2 separate regions of the Homo sapiens genome follow, and region 1 is linked to region 2. Evidence: chromatin loops called from intact Hi-C (ENCODE). Cell type or tissue: mammary epithelial cell. All regions are shown on one strand.

Region 1 (8,000 bases), 110 kb before region 2:
AGGTGCAGTGACAGGCAGTAGGAGGGTGCCAGCTACTCCTTGAGGTCCCACTCCCACCCTCCTTACACTCCCATCCATGCAGAAACCAAAAGACATGGAGCTACCTGGTTGCCATACACCTTAAAAGTGATTTGTTTTTTTGCCAGCTGAGAGCAAGGCCCATGGAAACAGAACCTAGCTGGTAGGTTACCAAAAAGTGAAAAAGAGGCACGGGGGAGGTAGAGGCAAGAAGAGCCCAGAGACAAAATTCTCCAGCTTCTTTATGTGCTGCAGAGCCACAATGCACTCTGAAGAAGAAGGCAGCATCAAGCTGCTATTGAGAGCTAGAGAGGAATCTCTTGAATGATTGTATTCAATGGGTTTCCATTGGGACCAGAACTCCTGAAGTCTTCAGGATGAACTGTCTGAGTAAGAGGTAGGGAGTCTTCATAAAGGACCTAAATACCTAAACAGTGTCCATCATAAATAAAGAGCTCCTGCAAATCAATAAAAAGACAGATATCCCAATAGACATCTAGGTAAAAGATTCGAACAGGTACTTCACAAAATGGCCAATAAGTATATGTAAGGAGGTTCAACCTCATTACCAATCAGGGAAAGGCAAATTAAAACCACTAACATAACATCAAAGTAAAGAAGCCAGACAGCAAACAAACACTACATGCTGTAGGACTTATTCATATACAGTTAAAGAGCAGACTGGTAGAACTCAGGATAGTGGTTATGGTTGCTGTGGGCGGGGGCCTCATGACTTGGGGGGGACTTTGGGTCAACAGAGACTCTAAGATGCTGGTGCTAGAAGCTTTTTGACCTGGGCGCAAGTTTCATGGATGTCTAATGATTAGTTCGTGAAACCTACTGAGCTATCACTTAGGATTGTGCATTTTCCTATATGTCTGTTAAATTTCAGTAAAGATCGGTGTGGAGAATCTCTCAAGAAGATAATTCTATATTCATTCTCTCAATTTTCACACATCTGGGGGCAGAAAAAGTACTGAGAGAAAGATCTTTCCTGAAAAATATTTACCTGACTACATTTCCACCCCTTTCCTCAACAGTGAGAGAACAGCCATGTCTGCTAGCTAACACGTGCTGTTTGTAAAATGTGTTTGGTGTGCAGAATCTCCACGTGGACAAGCCAGAGGGCTCCCTCTGAGAATTGTTTGTGTGTCCCCTTCTAGGGGACAATTGTCTATCCAGCACCTATGCATGCTGGGAACTTCCGCCTGCGTCATCCCAAATCAGGCTCCCAGGAAGCTGTGACGGAGACTGGGTGAAGGAGAGTTGGCAGCCTGCACTTTACAGCTAAGGAAGCGGAGACTCAGAGAGGGATGGCAGCACTCACGAGACACCCAGCCACTTGCCAGGCTGGGAGGCGAGCCCCCGGGCATCTGGCTGCATGTCCGGCCTTCCTCTTTCGGGTCACAGCTGTCCGTTCTCATGGGAGCAATGTTCTGAAAGTTGAAAGCAATGGAAAATCCAAACCAAGCACCATCGTTTATTAATTGTACACAATTTCCCTTCCATCCATCTATTTCCTTTTAATTCAGGCAAGCATACATCCACATGCTGCCCTAGCAGCCTGCACCCAGGCCTGGGGACTGGGTGCCCCAGGGGCCCCAGGGTTCTGGGGGTGGGTCATGGGGAAAGGCTGACTGGGTCCATGTTTGGGCAGTTCGAGGATGGCTGTGACTTTTTCCTGGAGAGCAGGGACCTGATATCTGTTAAGGGGCCTGACACAGCCTTCAAGACAAACTTACAGATGCTGACACTAAGCCCTGACACTAACTAGAGGGAGGAACTTCTGTCCTACTGCAGAAAGTGGGGAGGGGTTTTCTGACCCTGAGTGACGGAGGGACAGATGCCTGGGATCAGGCGTCAACTCCAGCCTCCCAGAGGTAGGGATGTTCAAGTCTATCTGCATTCAGGTTGGTGAAGCTCTTCCTTTTTCCCTCTCACCTCCTCCAGGTTCCTGGAGAGCCCACACCTCTCTCTTCTCCTGTCCTCAAGGAAAGGCCCAACCACCCTGATGTGTGACCTTGGCCAAGACCTCCTCTCACTCCCAGCTTCAGTCTTCTTATCCAGAAAACAGGAAATCTGGACTCTTCAATGTCACAGTCCCTTTCGGCTTTCATATTCAGGAGTTTTCAGGCTTTGTTAAAAGCAAAATGCCCAGGCCCATCCCCTGTAGATTCAGGATGTGGTGCAGGCTCAGGCCAGGTTTGGGACTTCTGCAGGTTTCAACATCATCCCTGAGGAGTTGTCTGATGCCTATTAAAGTGCACCCTCTATGACAGTGTGTACCGAACATGGCTGAGTCAGTCTCTTGAGAATTCTTGCTGGAAATCAGCATTTTTAAACACCTCCCAGAAGATTCCAATGAGTACAGGTATGAAAAATGCTGGCCTCCAGAGAAGGCAATTTCTGCTGGCCCAAGCTCCCCCATTTGGGACCCAAGTCTAGCTGCCTAACTGTGCCTCAGTTTCCTTATGTATAATGTGGAAATCATGGCTTCCTTTAGCCTCTAACAGGCAGGCAGGAGACACAGCAGATTCCTGGAGCAGTGTGGCAGGGTGCCCGATCCTGGACCCCCACCGGGGAGAATTCCAGCCTCTGTATCTCCCCGACTGGGCAGGGTCGGGCTGGGGAGGGAGGGAAGCAAGCCCAGCCCCACCTCATAAATCATATGCCAGGAAATGCAGGGCAGGCGCCCCTGCCTCCATATATCCCACACATTAGATGCTTCACTGGTGTCCCACAAGCGAGCTTTGTGAAGCCAGGCTCAGGGAAGAGGGGTGGGCAGTTACCAGAAATGAAACCTCAGCCAGCTCACTCCGGGGTCGTCTGGCCCCACAAGTCTCCTAGTGCAGGGGCTGGAAGCACGGCTGTTATTATTTTTTTTCTTTTGGAGGGGAAGCATTTGGCCCCAGGTTTGAGGGCACACAAAAGGCCCTCAAAAAGGAGGCAGAAATCTATTACCCGCCTGGCCAGAAATAGCCCTGGGGGAGGCTGGGCTGAAGCCAAGGCCAGAAGCTGTCCAGGGGACCTCGCAGAGGCCTCTGCCAGGGGAGCAGGGGACAGCTCGCTGACTCCCCCGTGGGGCTGTCAGCTGCAGGGAAGGGCTGTGAGGGATGTTTCAGCCTCAGAAAATCTTGGGTTTCATTTCAGGCTCCCCAACAGGAGGGGTTCCTGTTGAGGAGTGACTCAGGGCATCTGGAAGCCGTGACTGGTCAGGGTTCAGGTGGGCGGGCTGTGTCCTGAACTGAGGGCACTCAGGTGAGGCTGGAACCCCAGGGTTGCACCCACCAGAGAGGGCGCCCTTGTGTCATTCATCTGCCCAGAGTGAGAGCCTCAGCCCCATTTAGACAAAGACTCCAACAGGCATCAGGAGACCCTGAACAGATTTCCCCACTTTGCCTGGCCCAGGGGAATGTCGAAGAAAGGAATATGCCTGTGCACGGTGGCTGAGCAGGGGTCTGCCGACCAGTAAGGGCACTGAGATAGAGACGGAGGGGAGCTGATGTTAGTTAGGCACCAGCAGATGGGGCAGTGGAGCATCAGGCAACAGGATAAGCTGCAAGGACACCCATGTCAGCGCCTCGAGGAGGAGACGCTCCTGGGGTATGCATTTGCTCAGCCTAATTAACAGTGACTGTGCCCATTTGGGGAACACTCACTCTGTGCCGGACACTGTATTAAATGCTATTTAACACTGCATTTGGGAAACAGTTCAACTTAGTGGTTAAGAACACAGATTTATTGTCAGATCTAGTACTTCCTAGCTGTGTGATCTTGGGTATATAATTTCACATCTCTGTGCTTGAGTTTCCCCAGCTATAAAATATGGATAATGTCGTTGCTTTGAGGATTAAGTGAGACAGACCATGCATGTGAAGAACAGAGTCTGGCACACAGTAAGTGCTCATTACATGTAGCTGCTATCTGTATGATCCCTTTAGCTCTTCACAACATGGAGATATGATTATATATTGGCTAGGCTAATGCCAGCTGCTATAACAAATAAACCTCCACAATTCAGTAGCTTAATGAATATTTTTTGCTCAAATAATACAATGCTGGTGCTTCTGGTTAACAGGCAGCTCTCCTCCATGTGGTGATTCAGGGACCCAGGCTTAGAACTCTGGAGTCCCCTGAATGTGGGAGGAAGCTGGGAGAGATGGTGAAGAAGATAAGTTGGCATCTCAACCACACTGGTCTGGAAGTGATAGGCCTCCCTTCCACTCATTTTGTTGGTGACAACTAAATGATAAATAGCAGTCGGTTCAGTGTAAGGAATGCCCAGAAATGTAGTCCCTGCCCAGGCAGCCCCCATCTCATTTTGTGCTATGGAAGAGGGGGGACGAACCATGGGGGACAGTTAGCCATCTCCGCCACGTATCATTTAAGTGTTAAGATGCTGAATCTCAGAGAAATTAACTCACCCAAGGCAGAGCAGCTTGCAAATGGCAGTGCTGAGATAGGAGCACACAGCGGTCTGCCTCCTACTGTTGATATCTTTCCACCAAACACAACTGCCTCAGCCCAGGGCATTTCATCTCTTTCTGCCTGTCTGAGGTCAGGTTCTTCAACCGATAGGAGGGGAAGAGTGAGGACCTGATTCTCAGGTTGCATCTGTACCAGTCTCATGGCCCAAACAGATTCAAGGGCCTTAGTTGATGCTGGGAATGGCTGCCACTGGGACAGATGGAGAGAAGAGTGGGACCCAGATGATGGGCTGTATTTAAGACCTCAGTGGGCAAGACTCCAGCTGGGAGTCAGGCCTCAGTCCTGAAGGTGGCCTGAGATGCAAGTTGGAAAGGAAGTGTAGGGAGAGAGGGAAGCCCAGCTCCTGGGGCTGAACCATGTGGCTGATCAGCAAGGGAGAGTCCTTGGGGGCGCTTATCCCTGAGCTGGGGGCAGCCGCGAGATTCTGGGAATGATGTGTGCAGCTGTCCTGGTTTGGTGCTCTCTGAAATACACTTGAGACAAGCGGTCAAGCATGAACAGTTTATTTGGCAGTCGACCCTAGGAAATACCAGTTGACTAGGGCTGGGGAGAAGGAGGCAGGGGCAAGAAGGCTGTTATGGAGCACGTGACCCTGTGGGTAGGTGGAGCTTAGTCTTGTTGTGGACCTCTGAAAGACACCGTAGAACATCCCTCAAAGCCATCCCAGCAGGGGCTTTACCCACCAGTTCTCCATAGTAAACCCGCCAGCATGTAGAGGGAAAGTGGGGGGTCAGCAGCACCTGCCCACTGGGTGTTACTTTCCTGGGGCTCAGAATTGCCAGGCATGGCTGGATATTGATGCCAAGGCTGCTGGCATATTTCCTGGGTTGGCTTAGAGATTGGGGTGCATGTTCAGGCAGTGAATGGCCGGGTATGACCCATGAATGGGAAAGAAGGGAAGTAAGTGTATCCTCCTGAGGCAGGAACGAAGGCAGGGGGAGGATGACCCAGGAGCCACAGCCATGCTTCCAGGGACTCCCCACCAGCAGAACGTGTCCATTTTCTCTCCCTCCCCTCTCTGTACTTACTAAGTGTACATCCAGGCTGCCTCACTCGAGAGCACACAGCAATTCTCCATGCTGCACATCAGGGCGGTCGAGCAGGTACCCATGCGAGCAGGGAAGCCGGGTGGCTGGGGGCTCCTTCTGAAGTAAGCAGGGCCCCCCATGTGGCCAGGCCAGATCCATAGAGAAGGCCCTTTAAATCACACCTTTGAGGTATTTTCTCTCCTGTTTCAAAAGTTTCCGTGGAAGATTCAGGAATGAATGCCCTATTAAATACATTTTAAGGTAATGAAGTATAATTTCCCTGCCAGAAATACAGGAGGCAGGTGGCTGGTGGGAACAGCAGCACCTTTCAGCCAATTCTTGGGCTCCCAGATTTGTGTCCAGAGAGAGGTGGAGAGTTTGGAGGGGTGAGGAAGGATACTGGGCATGGGTCGGTGACTTTGTCCTACTAGAACAACACAGGGATACTCAGAAGTGCCTGGTGAGTGTAGGGTAAGTGTTCCGTGGACAGGAGATGCGGGCTCACACCAGCAGTCAGTACCGAAGCCCCTTGGCCTGGCTGTAGAGGGCTGAGTGGGGAAGAACGTCCCGATTGGGGTTGAAGGTTCAATGTTCAAGTTGGAGAAAGCCTGAGCTTTGCACCAGACACTATTGGGGTTGAATCCTTGGCTCATTACTCACACGTTCCGTTCCCTGACCTTGACCAAGGAACCTCACTTCTTGAGCAGCAACTTCCTTATCTGTAAAATAGGAACTATGGTTGTTGAATCTACCTTCTAGGGTAGAGGGGGATTAAATGGGAGAAGCCATAGAAAGCACCTGACGCAGAGTAGGCACTTGAGTGTCGTTGATTAAGGAAGACGGACGGTTGTGGTGTAATAAAACGAATAGAAACTCACGAGGTGCCTACTATGCACAGACACTCCCGAATGTGCTCCAGGCATTTGCTCATTTACTTAAGCAAGAAGCTGGGATCAGACAGAAGTGGAGAATGCACAGACTAAGCTGGCAATAGGCAGGGTCCCATGGATGGTCAGCCAGGGACAGTGGGAACACCGCTCCTGGGGTTGGCTGCGGCAGGCATCCATAGAGAGGGTGCCTGATGTTCTGGGTGTGGCAGGAGAATGCAGGCTGCAATGACACTTGAAGTCCAGCAAGCAGCAGATGTGACCTAATTGGGATGCCAGGTCTGTGGCCTGCCTGCCACCACTCTGAAGCCTATGTCTCTGGCTGACATAACAAACCCATTGCAGAATGTTCCCCCTGGGAATCTCTCTGTCCTTCTCAATGAGAGTTGCCAAGTGAAGTTATATCAACCTGCCGCCTTTGTGCTTACAGATGAACCCACAGAAAAAGAGGGTGGGTGTGAGAAACAGAGCCCTTCACCTGATATTGGGGTGCTGCTCTTGGACCCCAGCCTTAAAACAACTTCCCCCTCTCCCCATAACATACACAACCCTGTGGGACAGGATTGACTCAGGAAAGGATCGGGAGCTGAGTCTCCAAGTTCAAGAGCTCCAGGACTGCAGCTGAGCAAAGGCTGGGGCTGGCAGAGGCCACTGACAGCCCCTGGCTCAGCCAGTGCCTCAGTTCCCCATCTGGAAAACGCAGGGCACATGTAGGCTCTCCAATGGCCTCCACATTCCTAAAACCCAGCCAGCTAAGAATGTCTCCAGAGAAGATATTTGTGGCAAGGAGCCCACACTTGGGTCTTGCCCCCAGGAACTCCCCCTGGGAAAAGTTGAGGGTACAGAACTAAGATTGGAAACCTCCACAAGTCTGACAGGAACCCAGCTCCATCAGGCATATTGTGGCATTTCTCAGAGTCTCTCCTGTTCTCCAGCTTCCTCCAAGTGTGAATTGTTCATTTTATGTTTTCCCTGATTCCATCACTCAATTAACCCCATAGCAGGTGCCACCTCCTCCATGCCACCTTTAGCACAGCACAGGAATTACTAGAAACTTCTGTCCTGCGAGGACCGGCATTCCTTCTATTTCATGTTCTGCTCCATCCGGGACACTACCCTCCCCTGCCAGTTTCTCCTGCTCACCACTCATTTCCATGTGTGTCTCTTGTATTTCTTTGCTGTCACTCATCTGAGCTTTCTCAGCTCAGAGTTGTAAATTGTGACTTAAAATTCTTCTTCAACCTGTTTCATATGCATTTTGACTGATGACATATATGTTGATGCCTTTTTTTTTTTTTTTTTTGAGATGGAGTCTCGTTCTTTCGCCCAGGCTGGAGTGCAGTGGTGCAATCTCGGCTCACTGCAAGCTCCGCCTCCTGGGTTCATGCCATTCTCCTGCCTCAGCCTCCCGAGTAGCTGGGACTACAGGCGCCCGCCACCGTGCCCGGCTAATTTTTTGTATTTTTAGTAGAGACAGGGTTTCACCGTGTTAGCCAGGATGGTCTCAATCTCCTGACCTCGTGATCCGCCCACCTCGGCCTCCCAAAGTGCTGGGATTACAGGCGTGAGCCACAGCGCC
Region 2 (8,000 bases):
ATCCGTGAGCTGTAATGTTTTTTGATTCTCTGTCAGCGATGGCTAGGAAGTGTGTATGTGTGTTTGTGTGTGTCCCAAAAGCAACTATGTCCCCAAAAAGTAACTGCTGATTTTCTGTGGCATAAATAAGGATCGCGACCCCAAGAGGGAAAGGAAAACAAAACCCCATGTATGTTGGTGTGTTTTGGCAGCTGGGGTATGCTGCAGGAAGAAGCCCAGTGTGGCCTAATTCCAACTGTCCCCATTTGTGAATACCCAGCCCATGAAGAAGCAAGAAGCACTGGTTTCCATTCCTGCTCTCTGCCAGTGGTGATATGACCTTGAGGAAGGCTCCTAGCCTCTAGGGGGCCATGTCCCCTCCTCCCTCAATCACAGGTTGCACCCGCCTGCCCCAGCCAATGGCCTTGAAGGTTAAGTTTGATGGCCCAGTCATGGAGGAATATTTTTTCTTTTGAATTATGTATGTATGTTTATAGGCATTAGGAATAAAACCGGGACATAAACCATATCAAAATCATGGCTTTATTGCTATTATTGCTAGAATGAGACTATATATATGATATGTATGATCTCATACATACACATATATACATACATACATATATATACAGGTTGAGTATCCCTAAGTGCTCCAAAGTTTGAAACCTTCTGTGTACCGACATGGCTCTCAAAGGAAATGCTTCAATGAGCATTGGAGCTCTTTGGAGCATTTCAGATTTTCAGATTAGACATACTCAACCTGTACATACATACATACACATATATGTCATATATGTGATTAAAAGTGAGGCTAATTTAAAGGCAAATGTTCAAAAAATATTTAAAAAAAGCATGGACATGACAAATGTAGTGCAGGTGGAAGGTGGCTGGCCAACATCTGAGGCACAGTGCTGTGGCGGTAGAGAAACATCCTAAGCTAGTCTTAGGACTTCCATAGCCACATGGTCACCCTACAGACAACTGAGGCACAGCTCCCAAAGTTAGGAAGAGTAGATTAGGAAGAGGGGTCGACTGGAAGTATTTTATCAGGAAGTCAGTGAAAGTTTCCATCTTGTATCTCTTTGTAGTGTTGTCCTCTTAGCAAGTCCACATTATTTGTTTGTTTTCTGAAAATGATCCTTAGTTTTCCTGTACTTCTGGAAATGATCCTGCAGTTCAAATTGCACCACGAAGAAAAGTTCCCAGATAGTGTCCCTAGGCCTGGCTGTTGGGCTAGTCTGGGAGCATGGGCACCTTTGTGTCTTTGGGATAATCCAGCAGTTGCAGTATTCAGGCCTCTTGCAGCTATGAGAAATTTAAGTGGGTGACTCTATAGCCAGTAAAATCTCTCCCACAAGTGGAGAAATAGGAAATAGGAAGGAGAGGTGATTAGGGGAGGAAGAGAAGCCTGCGGGGAGTCAGAGGGCTGAGCCTCAGGCTGAGCTCCAGGATACTTTCAGGTCTCCAGCCTCTGAGCCCCGTTGGTCCCCAGGGCTGCTCCATCTAGTCCCTTGGAGGATGAGGGTGAGCTCAGGTGGACTGAGGGCCAGGAGGGGGTGAAATGAGCACTTGGTGGGGAGTCCTTCCTAGTCTATGGACTCCAGGATGGCAGGGATTACAACAAACATGTGTCCCATTCATCTATCACCAGAGCCCAGCAACCCTTCCTTAATTTGTTCTACTGGTAGTTATTGCAGCCCCACCTGTGCCAGCTACTCAGCATGTAGAATGAGTAAGAGCCTCCTTGTCCCCAGGGAGCATGCAGTCTGATGGGAAAGGGTGGAGTCTCACCTCTTCTGGGGTTCCCTCCCTAGAAGAAGAAGGAAGTGTGGTTGGATGAGACCAGAAGTTCTCCTCCATTCTTAGTCTGTTGAGAAGGAGTAGCAAATTGTTGTTGGTAATCATCTGAGTACCAGAGCCTGTGAACGACTTGTGCCTTTTATACATTAGAGTGGGCTTAAAGTGACTGCATTTAGGCTGGACACAGTGGTTCACCCCTGTAATCCCAGCACTTTGGGAGGCTGAGGCAGGCAGATCACTTGAAGTTGGGAGTTTGAGACCAGCCTGGCCAACATGGTGAAACTCCGTCTCTACTAAAAATATAAAAATTAGCCAGATATGGTGGCACACACCTGTAATCCCAGCTACTCTGGAGGCTGAGGCAGGAGGATTGCTTGAACCTGGGAGGTGGAGGTTGCAGGGAGCCAAGATAACGCCACTACACTCCAGCCTGAGGGACAAAGCGAGACTCCGTCTCAAAAATAAATAAGTAAGTAAAGTAGAGTGGCTGCATTTATACCATCACTTTCCCTCTCTTGCCTTTCTAGGAACTTCCTGGAAAGGTCCACTGGGAAAGTCAGGAGGGCTGTTAGCTTGTGTACCTTGCGTTAGAACCCCAAAATTGCCTTGTCTCTTGTGGCTCTGTGAAGGGCCAGCCTGCCATCGTGCTCCAGTAATAACCGTGGGGATGGCATGTTATCAGCAGAGTTCACTTCTCTGCAAACATGTGTGGGGTTCATGAAGCCTGGGCCTGGGCCAGGACAAGTGGGCACGTGCAGGTCAGCAGGTAGAGGAGAGTCCGTTGGCACCTTCCCACCCCAGAGGATACTCTTCTGCCCACATCCCCACCAGAGCGATGAGGAGCCCCAGTTTAGCCCTGTGGCCCGTCCATGATCCAGGATCTCCATTAATTCCAGACTGATTCCCAGCTCCCCTTCCCTCAGGATTACAAGGGGCTCAGACATGCCTATTTGCTGTGTCATTTACATTTCTAAAGGGGACACAGGGCGTCTGACTGGTACAAAGCTCTGGACTCCAGCTTCCAGCCTTATACAAGGACGTTCCCTGGGAGGGTGCTCCTGCCCCTCCACATGTGGGCAGCAGGGATTCTGCATGAAGGCTGATAAAGTGTTGAGCTGGGTGGCTGTGGCTGCCTTCATGGTGGCCCCATTCGTCCTCCCTCCCGGCCAGTAAAGCCAGAAAGGGTGAAAAGAGCTCAGCCAGGAAACCTGAGGGCTGAGACGGCACAGCAAGTCATTTCTACTCCTTCTTTGGAGCCTTGGGAGCCATTTTACTTTCCTGCTCTTTATGCAGAAGTGGGGAGAATAGCTTCTCCACTGATCAAGAGAGAGAAGTGTGAAAATTGTTTGAAAGTCTAACGGGGTGCCCGCCCGACCGGTGCAGTCACAATGAAGGTCCCAACCACCTTATTTAAAATCTTACCACCACCCCACGTGCTCCTGGTGCATCTCATCTGTCTTCCCAGCTTGCACTCATCACCATCGCAGATGCCATTCAGTTTGCATCACCGTTCTCCACCCACTAGGATGTACGCCCCATGCAGGTGGAGAATTTATCTGTTACTTGCCCTGTTCAATCTCCAGACCTGGAACAGTCCCTGCAACACAGGAAGGGCTCAGGAGATATTTTTTGAATGAATCGAAGGAAGGACCAAACAAGTGAACAAAGGAAGGAAGGAAAGACAGAAGGAAGAACAATTTCTAGTACAGCCTGTGTTCTTTTGCGTTACGGTTGCAGTTGTGAGTGTGCTCTTCAGAAAGCGGTATTCTTGGTGTAGTGGGATCTGGTGTGGAGGCGAGGAAATGGGAGTCACTCTGCTGCCACTGGCCAGATGGTGACCAACAGCCTGCCCCTTGACCTCTCTGGGCTCCAGGTTCTCACCTGTGCATTGTGGGTAAGAATATCGGCCGCACAGGGAGGCAGTGGGGCAAGTGTGCACATGAGGCCCAGAGCACCTCCACGTTTCCCTTCTGGCACCCAGCCTAGGGCCTGGGAGCCAGAAGAGCTCTGGAACACCGGTGGCAGTCCTCATTTTTGCCTCCACCTTGCCAGCTCTGGGCAGGACGAGTCAGGGCCCCACAGCCCAAGGGGGCGGGGGGCGGGGAGGTGGGGGGGCGCTTTGAACTTGGAACCGAGGACCTTTATTGTGGATCCAGTAAATTAAGTTTCTCGTCAAGAACTTGAAGCGACACAGCAGCTTGCCGCTTTTGTCCCCCAGCAATTTGCATTCCGTGGTCTGTTATAATTTTCTAAACATTTGTTGGTCTTCACTGTCAGCCCCGTGTTCTCTCTGAAGTGTGAAGTGCTTCCACTCCATTTTTTGCCCTCAAAATTTTACTTTCTGTCTTTTCAGTCTTTGGGGAGCTGAGGGGATCTTGCAAGAAATCACATTGTTCCTGCCCCAGATTCCCGCTCCTCTCACTCATCATTGTGTTTCAAGTGTGTGTTTTCAGGGCAAGAACAGAAAGGCCTGTCACAGATCCAAATGGTGGGGTCTGCTTTCTCCGGGCACTGGTGCACCAGTTCCCCAGATCCACCTCCTCTGTGCAGGGAACTGGAGCCTGAGACTAAGGCGTCCAAACTCTGGAGCTGGGATGAAAGATGCCCACACTGTGAGAGCACCTCAGAACACCAAATCTTCCCTGCCTCCCCAACCCACAAAAAGATGAATCAGGGAAAACAAGACCCCAGTTCAAGACCCTACCTGCTGAACCTCACAGATGTTACCATGGAATTGCTGCCACCTGGTGGCAGTGTACTCTGATTCTAAGCAAGGACCCAAAGAAGATTGGGCCTTCTGGCTGTTGGACTTTCAAACAAAAATGTCCATATCGACATCAACACAGAGACATTATATACGGTTTTGAAAATATTGCAAAGTAGTGGCCCTCACTGAGGTGGGGGCCACTACTTGAGACTGAAAATCCCCCAAGGTTTCCTTTCAATGTATTTGTTCCTGAGTTAGTTTCATTGTTCCTAATACCAAGCACTGGAATGTAAAATCAGATCATCACACATGGCGCTTATCTTCAAGGAAATGACAGTCTCTTGACACAGACACATGATTAAGCCAATGACAACAGTGGTGCCGGGCGGTGCTGAGGTTGGAACTGACCTGACAGGTGTACTCCTTCCAGTCAGAGGGTAAATTCCTCTGTAATTAGAGATGCATCACTGATCTAACATCATGCACGCTTAAAGGTAGTGGATGTTTATTCTTTTCTTGTTTCATTCCTGGCTGTTTCAGCAGTGTCTTATGATCCACAGTCCTGGAGGTTGAAACGCTGCTTGGGTACTCATAAAACTACTGATGCTGGTTATCATTGATTGATTGCTGACTTTATGCCAGGTACTGTGCTTTAGAAACTTGTCTTTTAATTTATCCAATCAGCAAATAGTTGAAAATTATTATATTTTAGACATAGGAGCTAAATGCTATATATAGGTAAAATTCTTATGACCTATAAGATAGGACCTGAGGTCTTTTTACATCATCTTATAAGTCATGAGAATTTTAAAGCCTGTGTCTTAAAGGCTCTACCAATGAGAGGACTGAGGCTCTGAGGGGCTGAAGCTTGCACAGCCAGCAGCTGAACCCAGGTGAGTCTGACTTGGCTGTGTGAGGGATACGGTACTGAAACTGTGTCGTGTCTGATTTTCCTGACCTCTCTCTATCCCTGCCCAGTCCTGGGCTGGCATTCCGGCTCTGGAATCTCTGAGCATCCCAAACCTATGTGACAACTTTGCAAGAATCCTAGAATCTTAGCCTTGGGCAGCTTTAATCTCCATTCAGCGCAGGAATCTTCTCTGTGGTAACCTTGTCAGCCTCCAGTTGGCCCCTCTGAGAGGGAGGCCTGTTACCTCTACTTTGGGACAACGTTCTACTCACCTGGTTCCCAATGTTGAGACATTCATTCATTCTATAATTTGATTATTCTTTCTTCACTTATCTGCTTTAGTTTGTCAGTCCCCCACTTTGAGAGTATCTACCAAGGTTGAGCATACTAAGTTAAGTGCAGCCTGAACAACTGAGGCACAAGTCGGCCTCCTCCGAGTGAATAGAATAGAATCAAATCACCTCCAAGGTGGGCTTCTATCTCCTCTTGATCACCGCTGCTCCCTTTCTCACATGGCAGACCAAGGGAGCTTGTTAAAAGGGATCCTGGATCGTACAACCTTCTGGCATTGTTCTTTGAATGCATTTTCCTTTAATTATTTGAATGCATTTATATTATATATTTATAGTAGCTTCTTTAAAATCTTTTATACTACGTAGTTGAATTACTAGATGACCACCTTAACCTTGTGTAGGCTCAACTTTGTTTTCTTAGTGCAGGTCTGTAGAAATCTGGACTGTTCCCAAGCCCCTCTAACTCAATAGGACTTGATAGGATTCCAAGCTCTGCCTCCCCTATAAATCTCATCAGGGCTTGGCTTTAGACTTAATTAGGATGAGTGTAAAGTCGTTCTGACTCTAGAGCATGGGTCTCAACTGAGGAAGCTTTACCTCCCAGGAGACATTTGGTAATGTCTAGAAACATTTTTTGATGGTTACAATTAGGGGATGTTACCAGCATGTAGTGGGTAGAGCCCGGGGTACTGCTAAACATCTTACAATGCACAGGACAGCCCCCATGATAAAAAAAAAAAAAAAAAATCAGGTCCCAGATGTCTGTAGTGCTGAGGTTGAGATACCCTGCCCTAGGACATGGTTCTTGCTCCTATGGTGAGGTCTTTCTGTGTCTCAGCTGAGTGCCAAGCATGAAAACTTGGGGTTGACCAGATCTCTCCACTGTGGCAGGGTTGGGAGCCCCCATCCCCTTGCCTCCCTCCCCCTGCCATCAGCATCCAGACTCCAGGGTCTCTATTCTACTCATCTCTGTAGCAATGCTCTCTGGTGAGCCTTGAGCGGTCCCACCTAGCCAGCCCAGCCTCACAGAGAGCCTCCACATGGACTTCTGGGTCCCCTCTGTGCACAGCTCCCTTTCCAGCACTCCCACTGTGGATTCCAGCTGTTCCCACTGTCCTCACTCTGGCACTGCCTCCTCTGCCCAGGGAGACTGCATGCTATGCTCAGACTCAGCTCTCTGCATGGTGGTCAGGAAGTAGTGACCAAGCAGCAGGATGGGCAAACCCTCTCAGGGGTTCCCATCTCTCAGGATTGCAGTCTAGCCCTGCACATTGTCTACTACCTGAAAATAGTGGTTTCCGTTATTTTGTCTGCTTTAATAGTTGCTATGGCAGGAGGGCTGGGCTGATCCCTGTTACTCTGGTGTGACCAGAAGCAGAGATCGACTCCCTTGCTCACCACCCCATGGCTGCATCCTCTTGCTTCAGGATTCAAATCAAGACTGCTCCCCGTGGCCATGGTCAAGGAGCCCTCTGTGGCCTGGTCCCTGTCCCATACAGCCTTGGGCATTCCAGGATCAATTCTGTTGCAGGGCTCTGACTTCTGCCTGGATCACTCTCCCCTGAGATATTCCTGTGGCTGGCTCCCTGTCATCCTGCAGATCTCAGCTCCAAAGTCAGGTCACCTCTGACCACATGAGCTCAAACGTCCCTCACTAGGCTGGGTATGGTGGCTCATGCCTGTAATTCCAACACTTTGGGAGGCCAAGACATGTGGATCACTGAGGTCAGGAATTCCGGACCAGCCTGACCAATATGATGAAGCCCCATCTCTACTAAAAATACAAAAATTAGCCAGGCATGATGGCATGTGCCTGTAGTCCTAGCTACTGGGGAGGATGAAACCGGAGAATTGCTTAAACCAGGGAGGTGGAGGTTGCAGTGAGCCAAGATCATGCCACTGCATTCCAGCCTGGGCAACAAGAGCGAGACTCCATCTCAAAAAAAAAAAAAAAAAATCTCTCCCTAGACCCTATGACCTAACAAAGCCCTTGTTTTATTTTATTCACAGGGCTGATGGCTGTCTGAAGTAATCTCATGCTTATTTGTTGATGTGTTCATTGTTAATATCCCCATTAAGAAAGTGATCTCCATGTGAGCAAAGAATTTGTCTGTCTTATCCGCTGTGAACTTCTCAGCACCTGACACAGAGCCTGGTGCATGAGAGGCTCCCAGTCAGCACTGGATGAATGTATGGACAGATGGATGGATGGATGGGCAGACAGACGGATGGATGGATGGATGGATGGATGGAAGGAAGGATGCACAGATAGATGATAGATGGATGCATGAATGGGTAGATGGATGATAGG

What was found. Hi-C counts contacts between places; a loop is a spot of excess contacts. Peaks named below come from ENCODE experiments on the same cell type or tissue, not always from the same donor. Only the 100,000 strongest peaks of a DNase experiment are listed, where the experiment ranks them.
Region 1: it touches region 2 in a loop (13-fold over the local background); 18 of 110 quality-filtered maps call a loop at or near these places.

What each region holds. Positions count from the first base shown.
Region 1 is chr3:10,769,411-10,777,410 of GRCh38, forward strand. No RefSeq gene overlaps it. Among named protein-coding and RNA genes, the nearest start is that of LINC00606, 9.2 kb to the left of the region's middle. RefSeq lists enhancers at 2,564-3,065, 3,066-3,565. In mammary epithelial cell, a CTCF peak has its summit at 3,492 (motif pointing right); DNase peaks (open chromatin) are centred at 2,271 and 3,341; H3K27ac peaks cover 1,969 bases.
Region 2 is chr3:10,879,180-10,887,179 of GRCh38, forward strand. All of the region lies in intron 6 of SLC6A11 (solute carrier family 6 member 11), which reads left to right. Among named protein-coding and RNA genes, the nearest start is that of SLC6A11, 67 kb to the left of the region's middle. In mammary epithelial cell, a CTCF peak has its summit at 4,528 (motif pointing left); no DNase peak of the experiment used is centred here.